Linked DNA regions of Homo sapiens: region 1 is linked to region 2. A link is an interaction called in ENCODE POLR2A ChIA-PET data of the cell type or tissue named here. Cell type or tissue: CD4-positive, alpha-beta T cell. All regions are shown on one strand. Links, peaks and the distances in the headings refer to the core of each region. The heading gives the core; the rest is flanking DNA. Region 1 overlaps FBLN5 (fibulin 5). Region 2 overlaps LOC101928957 (a long non-coding RNA gene).

Region 1 (5,357 bases), core at 1-5,000, 320 kb before region 2:
TACCATGTGGCCCAGCCACTCATATTCACATCTGAAAGGAAGACGTCGCCTAATTATGGCTGAACTCCTGCCCTCCCCTGGCTAAACTCACCTTTCCCTTTCAAAATGCAAGTTCCATAGCCACACACTGTCTGTTCTGTGTACCACTGAAGATGCTGCTTTTGCAGAAAAATGAGGGGTCAGGGGGGCTGCCTTTTTTCCAAGGTACCCGTAGTGAAGGGTACCCTCTCCAGCCCCTGCTGCCTGCCTGGCCTTGGTGATGTGCCCAACTGCACTCTGGGAAGAAGTCAGGGCCAGCCACTGTACAGCCAATGGGCCCTCTATGCAAGAGCTGCTCTGCACTCAGGGGCAGTGCAGTGGCCAGGTTAGAAGTAGCCGGGACTTAGAGACAAAACAGAATCACAGGACAGGGCACAGAATCTGAGAAGGGCTGAACAATAGGTAAGGGATCAAGATGGATCTGGGAGGTGGAGTCCTTCCTGGCAGTAGGTAGAAACCAGGCACAAGGACTGAGGCTCTAAGCCGGCTTCCAGAGTCCTGGATGGCCCCTGGTTCCAAAGGAACAGGGGGACCAGGGAGGAAACCTGGTTAGATTGGGGGAGGTGGGGATAAGGACCAGTTCCAGCTACAGTCAGATCAACTGGTCACAGCAGGAGCCTGTATTGGTGCCATCTCAGACTCTGCCAGGAGGCCGGTGATTTCATTCACTACCCTTACCCCACAGGAATGAATTCTCCAGCCCATTATCACATCAGCTTGGGGTGTTGAGAAGTGCTTTCCCAATGACATCAGGCTCCCCATTGATGGATACATATTACAGGGAGGTCACATTGCCCAGCTCTGCTCAAAGGATCCATTCACCCACAGTGCCGCCGCTTTCCCTGGCAAGGCCAGCTGTGGCTTGGAAGAGATGTGTTTATCCAGAGTTTTATGTTCACTCTGGTGCAAGGAGGAGATTCAGGGTGAATTCCAGTGCCCTCATGTTACTGGATTCATGGGTCTCCAGGGTCATGCTGCCCAGCTCATCCCAGCCTAACTGGCTCTTGTTCCTGACAGCTGGACATATTCATTGTTCATGGAGCTGGCAAGGAGCCTATTGGAGTGATGCTATGGATTCTTCTTACGTGTTAAGAAGAATCCTGGGCAGTGGAGCCTCTATATGGAATCTTTGAGTTGAATCTTAACATTGGATAAATCTTAAGAGCTGGGTAATCTCAAATCTTAGAGCTGGGAAAAATTGGAGAGTCCATCTTGGATAAACCTTAGTGTTGAATCTTAGAGCTGGGTAAAATTGGAGAGCTCATTTTGCCCAACATCCCAATCGAAGCAGAAATTTCTTCTGCAACTTTTAGGATAGGTTCAGGTATTTATGGGACTGAGATGGGTCGAGGAGGGGAAAGATTGTGGGGAGATTGAGCCTTGTATTCGAGACAGCATCACCATCCGTGACACTCAGTAGGCACTGTCTTGGCTCCTGTTCCCATTTGCTTCCGTTCATGATCCTGTTTGGGAAGAGCAAGGCAATCATGCCATGCTAGTGGGGGCATCATTGAGTGAGGAGACCTGTCTCACTTTGCTTGCATTTCTGTTTCCAGACATTGATGAATGTCGCTATGGTTACTGCCAGCAGCTCTGTGCGAATGTTCCTGGATCCTATTCTTGTACATGCAACCCTGGTTTTACCCTCAATGAGGATGGAAGGTCTTGCCAAGGTATGTGACGTGCATGATAACTTGGACATGATGTGAGACACTAGCTGCAGCCTTCTTCAGCACCTGGCAGCTTATGTTTGTGGGAAATACTGCTGCTACAGTATATTCCCATTCCTTGCCACTGCCCGCCCATCCCCATTACTACAGAAACGTGAGACCTGAACCTTGCTATGCGAAGCATCTCAAAAAGTGCTCTGAATATGGCTGAGGGTAGGACCCCAATCCTCCACTGGCTGGGAGTGTACAGTTTCATGGATTCGCTTCTTTTCTGTGTCTGCTATCCAGAAGTAGCCTTGCTGGCTTTCTTGCCTAATCAGAAATTTGGTTGCATGTCCTGTAGCCTAAGTTCAGTTCCTGAGGCCTGAGGAGGGTTGGTCAGGGTCCCTGGCCCTCCAAGAATCATAAAATAAACACATCCATGCTAGGCAGGGGTGTCGTGGGCGATTCTGAGGTCTCTTGCTATACTTTTCCCTCCAACCTGTGCCAGGATGGCCTGTTCCTCAGCAAAGGGTCTGGTGGTGGTGGTAACATCCCCTGCTACTCAGCGTGCCCCCACAAAACCAGACTGAAACAAAGGCATTTTGTGGTTTTCACATGATCATTTGAAATACTGATAAGTAAGAAAAACAAGTTGCATGCCTATTGTGGTTTCCATCTGAAGGTTTCTTCTGCTCAGGAAGTGAATGGGGGACTTAAGACCCAAGGAATTAGCGCAAATCCTGCTTTGGCCCCCGACTTCCCCCTCAAATTCCAGCTCCCGGCCCAGGCCTCCAGCCCCTGGCAGCTGCTTGGCCCAGGTTGGAGTTGGAGGCAGTGCTGCAGACGCAGAATGAGGTCTTTGTCTGGAGACCTCAGGCTTTGCAGGGCCCATTTCCTTGTTTCATTCACCCTTGGAGTTCTGGCTGGCAGGCTCCTGGCCATTGAGTTTGGAGGCTATTAGGTCTCCTTTACTTTAATTGTATCTAAATCATCGGTAAATAGGAAGGCATCAGTGTTAAAGAGTTTGACCCTGGATTCTTTCTAAGTCTCTCCTCCAAAGCTTGTTCTGCTAATTGTTCCAAGAATTCTGGACTGTGTTCCTCACGCCAAAAGAGGTCATTTTCTTCTGAGAGTAGACACCAGGCCAGGAGGTTGAGGAAGCGGATAAACAAGGGCCCTTCCTTCCCACTGGAGCAGGAGGGGGCGCCTGGCTCCCTTGCTGCTGTGATAAGCAGCTTAGGGCAGATGCAGGCTTCTCTGTGCCAAGGCCTGGGATTGGAGGTGCCAGCCACAGGCTGGCACCGTGCCCCCAGTACCTCCTGAGGCATAGCCATGCCCAAGCCAAAAGGTGCCTGCGTCTTTCAGGCCTCTGAGGGACAGGTGTGTGACAAAGAGCAGATAATACACCTGGCAGTGCCAAGTCCACAGCATAATAAAGCAGCAGGCCCGGCACCCAGGCCTGGGTATGGGCACTCAGCCACTGGGATGCTGCATCAGCAGGGCCCATGGGCAGCACAGGGCGTCGCATACTCCGGTGAGCTTTTGCAATCCTGACTCTTCGTGTGTGGAAGAGTGCTGTACACGCTAGAGCATTGTCACGTCTGTTCATCTCACTGAACCCAAATAATAAATAGCCTCTTGAGGTCAGCAGGCAGGTGTTTGTGGCTCTGCTTCACTGAGGAAATAAAGGCTCAAAAAGGTTAAGCAACTTGGCCAAAGTCACACAGCCACGTGGTAGCAGATCTGAGAGTAAAACCAGGGGCCCAGACTTCTTGTCCAACAGGTTGGAGTGGGGCCCTGTGTGCCCTCAGCAGATTCAGAAGGGCATTTGGAAAGGGCTGGCAGGAAAGGGCAGTGAGAACCCCAGGGGGGCAGAATCATTTTGGTCGCCCTGCTCTTCAGAAGCAGCTGAGAGCGGTGAGGGGGTGGAATGAGTTCATTCACCTCCGAGTGGCCAGCGCCTGGCCAGAGGCTGAGGCCACCAGCCCTAACACTTGCCGGCACTGTCCTGTCTGAACTTGCACTCAGTGGCTTAGCACAGTGGACATTTTCCTACCCCCTCCTGTCCCCGGTGGGGAAACCCCAACCTCCCACGGGCACTGGTGGGGGCCAGTGTCTTGCTAGACCCTCTCTCTACAGCTGTTCATTTATTTGTTTTCTCCCTGAGAGCTCCAGAGATGCTAGGAGGCAGGAACTTTGTGGCCATGGGATTAGCCTCCCCTGTAAGAAAAGCCTCTCAGTCTGCTCACCGTGAAGGCTTTTAGCTCTGAAAACACTGACATCTCTTTTCAGAGGCCTAAGAGGTTTACATGGACTTGGGAAGAGGATAGAAAATCTCTCAGTTGGAACTTTGGCCATTGGTGTATGGAGCATTGTGGGATGGTGCTTACAATGGGTCAACCAATGCCAGTGGGAAAGAGACTCTTCCCTGCCCTCCCCGCACGATGAGCTGTGCAGAATGAATCTTGGTTTTTGTGGAAAAACCCCTGACTCATGTTCCAGTTCCCACTGTGTGTCCTTGTTAGCTGGTGGACTTGGGTACACCTCTCAATCTTCAAAAACAATTATATGTATATGTGTGTGTGTCTGTGTGTGTGTGTATATATATATATATGTATTTTTTTTTTTTTTTTGAGACAGAGTCTAGCTCTGTCAACCAGGCTGGAGTGCAGTGGCGTGATCTCAGCTCACTGCAACCTCTGCCTCTGGGGTTCAAGCGATTCCCTTGTCTCAGCCTCCCAAGTAGCTGTGATTACAGGCACCTGTTACCATGCCTGGCTAATTTTTTTGTATTTTTTTAGTAGAGACGGGACTTCACCATGTTGGTCAGGCTGGTCTCGAATGCCTGATCTCAGGTAATCCACCTGCCTTGGCCTCCCAAAGTGCTGGGATTGCAGGTGTGAGCCACTGCACCCAGCCTATAATTTTATTTTATTTTTTTTTGAGACAGGGTCTCACTCTGTCACCCAGGCTGGAGTACAGTAGCATGATCTCAGCTCACTGCAGCCTCAATCTCCCAGGCTCAAGTGATTCTCCCTCCTCAGCCTCCCGGGTAGCTGGGACCTCAGGCGTGTGCCACATCACCTGGCTAATTTTTAAATTTTTTGAAGAGATGGGGTCCCACTATGTTGCCCAGGTTGGTCTCAAACTCCTGGGCTCAAGCGATCCACCTGCCTCAGCCTCCCAAAGTGCTGGGATTACAGGCATGAGCCACTATGCCTGGTCCTTCAAAAATGCTTAAACAATCTTATTGATGCATAGTCAGTGTATAATAAACTGCACCATGATTTTATTAATTTTGACATACGTGTACCCGCATGAAACCACCACCACCACACTCAAGATAATGGATTTCCCATTAGTCCTTGTGTCCCTTGGTGGTCTTCTCCTTAACCTACTTAACCTCTAAAGTGGGCCAATGGTCCTCGTTGTAAGGATCAAGTGAGTGCAGGATCCTTCCCTAATGAGCAAAGTTATTTATGCATAATAAATATATTATTAGAATCATCATGGTTATTTGTTAACCTGAAACTTCCAAGTCAGTGAGGGTGAGGGGTGTTCACTGATGGAATGCAACCGGTGATGGAAGGAGCAGGTATTGCCTGGAAATTCCTGGTTGGGGGGGTGCGTTGGAGCATAGACTTACCAGCAGGTGTATATGTGTAT
Region 2 (5,377 bases), core at 215-5,214:
ATATCGCCAATGTTGTAAAACCCCAACTCTACAAAAATTAGCCAGGCATGGTACTGCACACCTGTAATCCCAGCTTCTCCAGAGGCTGAGGTGGGAGTGAGGGGTGAAGCCAGCTGGACTTCCTGGGTCGGGTGGGGACTTGGAGAACTTTTCTGTCTAGCTAGAGGATTGTAAATGCACCAATCAGCAGTCTGTGTCTAGCTAAAGGTTTGTAATTGCACCAATCAGCACTCTGTAAAAATGCACCAATCAGCACTCTGTGTCTAGCTAAAGGTTTGTAAACGCACCAATCAGCCCTCTGTAAAATGGAGCAATTAGCACTCTGTAAAATGGACCAATCAGAGCTCTGTAAAATGGACCAATCAGCAGGATGTGGGCAGGGCCAAATAAGGGAATAAAGGGTGGCCACTTGAGCCAGCAGCGGCAGTGGCAACCCGCTTGGGTACCTTTCCATGCTGTGGAAGCTTTGTTCTTTTGCTCTTCACAACAAATCTTGCAGCTGCCCACTCTTTGGGTCTGCATCATCATTAAGAGCTATAACACTCTCCACGAAGGTCCGTGGCTTCACTCCTGAAGTCAGTGAGACCAAGAACCTGCTGGAAGGAAGAAACTCTGGATACATTTGAACATCTGGAGGAACAAACTCTGGACACAGCATTTTTTTTTTTTTTTTTTTTTTTTGAGATGGAGTCTTGCTCTGTCACCCAGACTGGAGTGTACTGGCATGATCTCGGCTCACTGCAAGCTCCGCCTCCCGGGTTCACGCCATTCTCCTGCCTCAGCCTCCCGAGTAGCTGGGACTACAGGAGCCCGCCAGCACACCTGGCTAATTTTTTGTATTTTTAGTAGAGACAGGGTTTCACCATGTTAGCCAGGATGGTCTCAATCTCCTGATCTCATGATCTGCCTGCCTTGGCCTCCCAAAGTGCTGGGATTACAAGCGTAAGCCACCGCGCCCAGCCAACACACCATCTTTAAGAGCTGTAACACTCACGGCAAGGGTCCGCAGCTTCATTCTTGAAATCAGCGAGACCAAGAACCCACTGGAAGGAATAAATTCAGGACACAGGAGGATCACTTGAGCTCATGAGGTCAGGGCTGCAGTAAGCCATGATGGCTCCACTGCACTCCGGTCTGGGTGACAGAGTAAGACCCTGTCTCAAAAAAAGAAAAAAGAAAAAAGTAACCACTTTCTTTGCTCATCTGTAGGAAGCAATTCCTTACCCATTCAAGTTTTATCTTGAGCCATGCTCTCACTGCAGCACTCCAGTCTGGGCAACACAGCAGGATCCTATCTCAAAAACAAAACTTGGGTCACTTTCCTGGTCATTCATGGACAAACATATGCTCAAGAGTGGCAAAAATTTGAGTTGCCCACCTGGCACATTCCCAGCTGAGTTGAAACAAGGTGACAACGCTGCCTTCTTGTTTCAACTCTCCCACTGCAAACAAATGTTCTTTACAAAATCTATTTAGTGCCACATTGTTCCTATTTTGTGCGTTTGGGTGGTGATTTTGCCTGTGAAATGGCCCCCAAGCATGGTGCTTGAAGGGCGATCTAGTGTTTCAAGTACAAGAAAGTTGCAATGTGCCTTACAGAGAAAATATGTGTGTGAGATAAGCTTCATTTGGGTGTGAGAGTGCTGTTGGCCAGGAGTTCATGAATGAACAACATATATTAACCAAGATGTCTTTAAACAGAACTACCTGTAAAACAAGAGTTAATGAATGAACAACATGTATTAAATAAGTGTCTTTAAACAGAACCACACATAAGACAAGGCTACGTATTGATCAGTTTACAAAAATATTGGGACAGAGGCTCTCAGGATTCTAACCCTGTATTTCTCCTGTGAGAAAATTCAGTGATCACAGTGACCTTATGAAACACGACTACTGGCCAGGTGCCATGACTCACACCTGTAATCCCAGCACTTTGGGAGGCCGAGATGGGCGGATCACCTGAGGTCAGGAGTTCGAGACCAGCCTGGCCAACATGGTGAAACCCCGTCTCAACTAAAAATACAAAAATTTGCCAGGCGTCGTGGTGGCACATGCCTGTAATCCCAGCTACTCAGGAGGCTGAGGCAGGAGAATTGCTTGAGCCCGGGAGGCGGGGGATGCACTGAGCCGAGATCATGCCACTGTACTCCAGCCTGGGTGACAGATTGAGACACTGTCTCAAAAAAAAAAAAAAAAAAAAGATAATGAGAAGAAAACTATGTTAAAAAGTCAGCATGAGGCTGGGCGTGGTGGCTCACACCTGTAATCCTAGCACATTAGGAGGCAGAGGCTGGAGGATCACTTGAGCCCAGGAGTTCAAGACCAGCCTGGGCAACATGACGAAACCCTGTCTCTACAAAATATACAAAAATTAGCTGGGTGTGGTGGCATGTGCCTGTATTCCCAGCTACTTGGGAGGCTGAGGCACAAGAATTGCTTGAACCCAGGAGGCGGAGGTTGTAGTGAGCCAAGATGGCACCATTGCACTCCAGCTTGGTCAACAGAGTGAGACTCCGTCTCAAAAAAAAAAGAAAAAAGTCAACGTTATATGCAGTGGCAAAATTCTAGAGTAGAGGCCATAAACTGATAGGCCTACTACTCTGTCCGGCCCAAACACTGTAACAAATCATTCCAATTTAGTTGCAAACACTGAAAATTGCAGTGCCCGGTAATGAAACTTCCACAAAGGGGTGATTCCAAAACACCTGACTGACAGTGCTAAATTACTGCTTGGCCCTGCAGGCATTTGAGTTTGTAACTTGCACTCCCGAGGCATTCTTTTTAGTTCAGAAATATTACAAAGAGGCCCCTTTTTTCCTATTATTTTGAAAGTATTGATAATATATTAAGGCATAATTAAAATCTTAGTAGCTAAATGTTCTCGCCACGAAAACCAAAACTCAGAATACCCATAACTAGTTGAAGTGATAGACATGTTAACTTACTTGATCATGGTCATCATTTCACAACATATTGTACACCTTAAACTGACACAACTTTATTTGTCAATTACAACTCAATAAAGCTGGAGAAAAATAAAAAGAAAACTAAGATTCATAAGATTATTGTGAATAAGATAAACATATAGCTCCTAATGATGCACTCAAGTATTTCAACACGGAAAACAGAAGATAATTTCCCCTTCATTTCATCTTTTAAAAAATGTACACTAAATACAGTCAATTCTCATTATGCATGGTAGTCATGTTTTGTTTTTTGTTTTGTTTTGTTTTTTTGAGACAGAGTCTCACTCTGTCATCCGGGCTGGAGTGCAGTGGTGTGATCTCGGTTCACTGCAACCGCCCCTCAGTTGAAACAATAGAAAAAGAGGGAATCCTCCCTAACACATTTTATGAGGCCAGCATCATCCTGATACCAAAACCTGGCAGACACAACAAAAAAAATTTCAGCCGGGTGCAGTGGCTCACGCCTGTAATCCCAGTACTCTGGGAGGCTGAGGCAGGTGGATCATGAGGTCAGGAAATCGAGACCATCCTGGCTAACATGGTGAAAACCTGTCTCTACTAAAAATACAAAAACAAAATTAGCCAGGCATGGTGGCGGGCGCCTGTAGTCCCAGCTACTCAGGAGGCCGAGGCAGGACAATGGGGTGAACCCAGGAGGCAGAGCTTGCAGTGAGCGGAGATGGTGCCACTGCACTCCAGCCTGGGCAACAGAGCAAGACTCCATCTCAAAAAAAAAAAAAAAAAAAAAAAAGAAAGAAAATTTCAGGCCAATATCCCTGATGAAAATTGATGCAAAAATCTTCAATAAAATACTGGCAAACTGAATCCAGCAGCATATCAAAAAGCTTATCCACCACGATCAAGTTGGCTTCATCCCTGGGATGCAAGGCTGGTTCAACATACACAAATCAATCAGCGTAATCCATTACATAAACAGAACCAACAACAAAAACCACGATTGTCTCAATAGATGAAGAAAAGGCCTTCAACAAAATTCAACAGCCCTCATGCTAAAAACTTTCAATATACTAGGTATTGATGGAACGTATCTCAAAATAGTAAGAGCTATTTATGACAAACCCACAGCCAATATCATACCGAATGGGCAAAAACTGGAAGCATTCCCTTTGAAAACCGGCTCAAGACAAGGATGCCCTCTCTCACCACTCCTATTCAACATAGAGTTGGAAGTTCTGGCCAGAGCAATCAGGCAAGAGAAAGAAATAAAGCGTATTCAATTAGGAAAAGAGGAAGTCAAATTGTCCCTGTTTGCAGATGACATGATTGTATATTTAGAAAACCCCATCATCTCAGGCCAAAATCTCCTTAAGCTGGCCGGGCACGGTGGCTTACGCCTGTAATCCCAGCACTTTGGAAGGCTGAGGTGGATCATGAGGTCAGGAGATCGAGACCATCCTAGCTAACATGGTGAAACACTGTCTCCACTAAAAGTACAAAAAACTAGCTGGGCATGGTGGCAGGCGCCTGTAGTCCCAGCTATTTGGGAGGCTGAGGCAGGAGAATGGCGTGAACCTGGGAGGCGGAGCTTGCAGTGAGCTGAGATTGCGCCACTGCACTCCAGCCTGGGCGACAGAGTGAGACTCTGTCTCAAAAAAAAAAAAAAAAAAAAAAAAAAAAAAAAATCTCCTTAAGCTGATAAGCAACTTCAGTCATTTCAGGATACAAAATCAATGTGGAAAATATCACAAGCATTCCTATACAGCAATAACAGACAAATAGAGAGCCAAATCATGAGTGAACTCCCATTCACAATTGCTACAAAGAGAAAAAAATACCTAGGAATCCAACTTACAAGGGATGTGAAGGACCTCTTCAAGGAGAACTACAAACCACTGCTCAACGAAATAAAAGAGGACATAAACAAATGGAAGAACATTCCATGCTGATGGATAGGAAGAATCAATATTGTGAAAATGGCCATACTGCCCAAGGTAATTTATAGATTCAATGCCATCCCCATCAAGCTACCAATGACTTTCTTCACAGAATTGGAAAAAACTACTTTAAAGTTCCTATGGAACCAAAAAAGAGCCCACATTGCCAAGACAATCCTAAGCAAAAAGAACAAAGCTGGAGGCATAATGCTACCTGCCTTCAAACTATACTACAGAGTTATAGTAACCAAAACAGCATGGTACTGGTACCAAAACAGATATATAGACCAATGGAACAGAACAGAGGTCTCAGAAATAACACCACACATATGCAACCATCTGATCTTTGACAAACCTGACAAAAACAAGAAATGGGGAAAGGATTCCCTATTTAATAAATGGTGCTGGGAAAACTGGCTAGCCATATGTAGAAAGCTGAAACTGGATCCCTTTCTTACACCTTATACAAAAATTAATTCAAGATGGATTAAAGACTTAAATGTTAGACCTAAA

What was found. Peaks named below come from ENCODE experiments on the same cell type or tissue, not always from the same donor. Only the 100,000 strongest peaks of a DNase experiment are listed, where the experiment ranks them.
Region 1: POLR2A ChIA-PET joins it to region 2 with 7 read pairs; 2 of 35 experiments call an interaction of 5 or more read pairs at or near these places.

What each region holds. Positions count from the first base shown.
Region 1 is chr14:91,887,576-91,892,932 of GRCh38, reverse strand. FBLN5 (fibulin 5) reads left to right here. Exons shown (of 11, transcript NM_006329.4): 6 at 1,596-1,712. Among named protein-coding and RNA genes, the nearest start is that of TC2N, 23 kb to the right of the region's middle. In CD4-positive, alpha-beta T cell, for the core only: no CTCF peak of the experiment used is centred there; a DNase peak (open chromatin) is centred at 2,951; H3K27ac peaks cover 1,084 bases.
Region 2 is chr14:91,562,926-91,568,302 of GRCh38, reverse strand. The region is part of intron 2 of LOC101928957 (a long non-coding RNA gene); the gene reads left to right. Among named protein-coding and RNA genes, the nearest start is that of PPP4R3A, 55 kb to the right of the region's middle. In CD4-positive, alpha-beta T cell, for the core only: no CTCF peak of the experiment used is centred there; no DNase peak of the experiment used is centred there.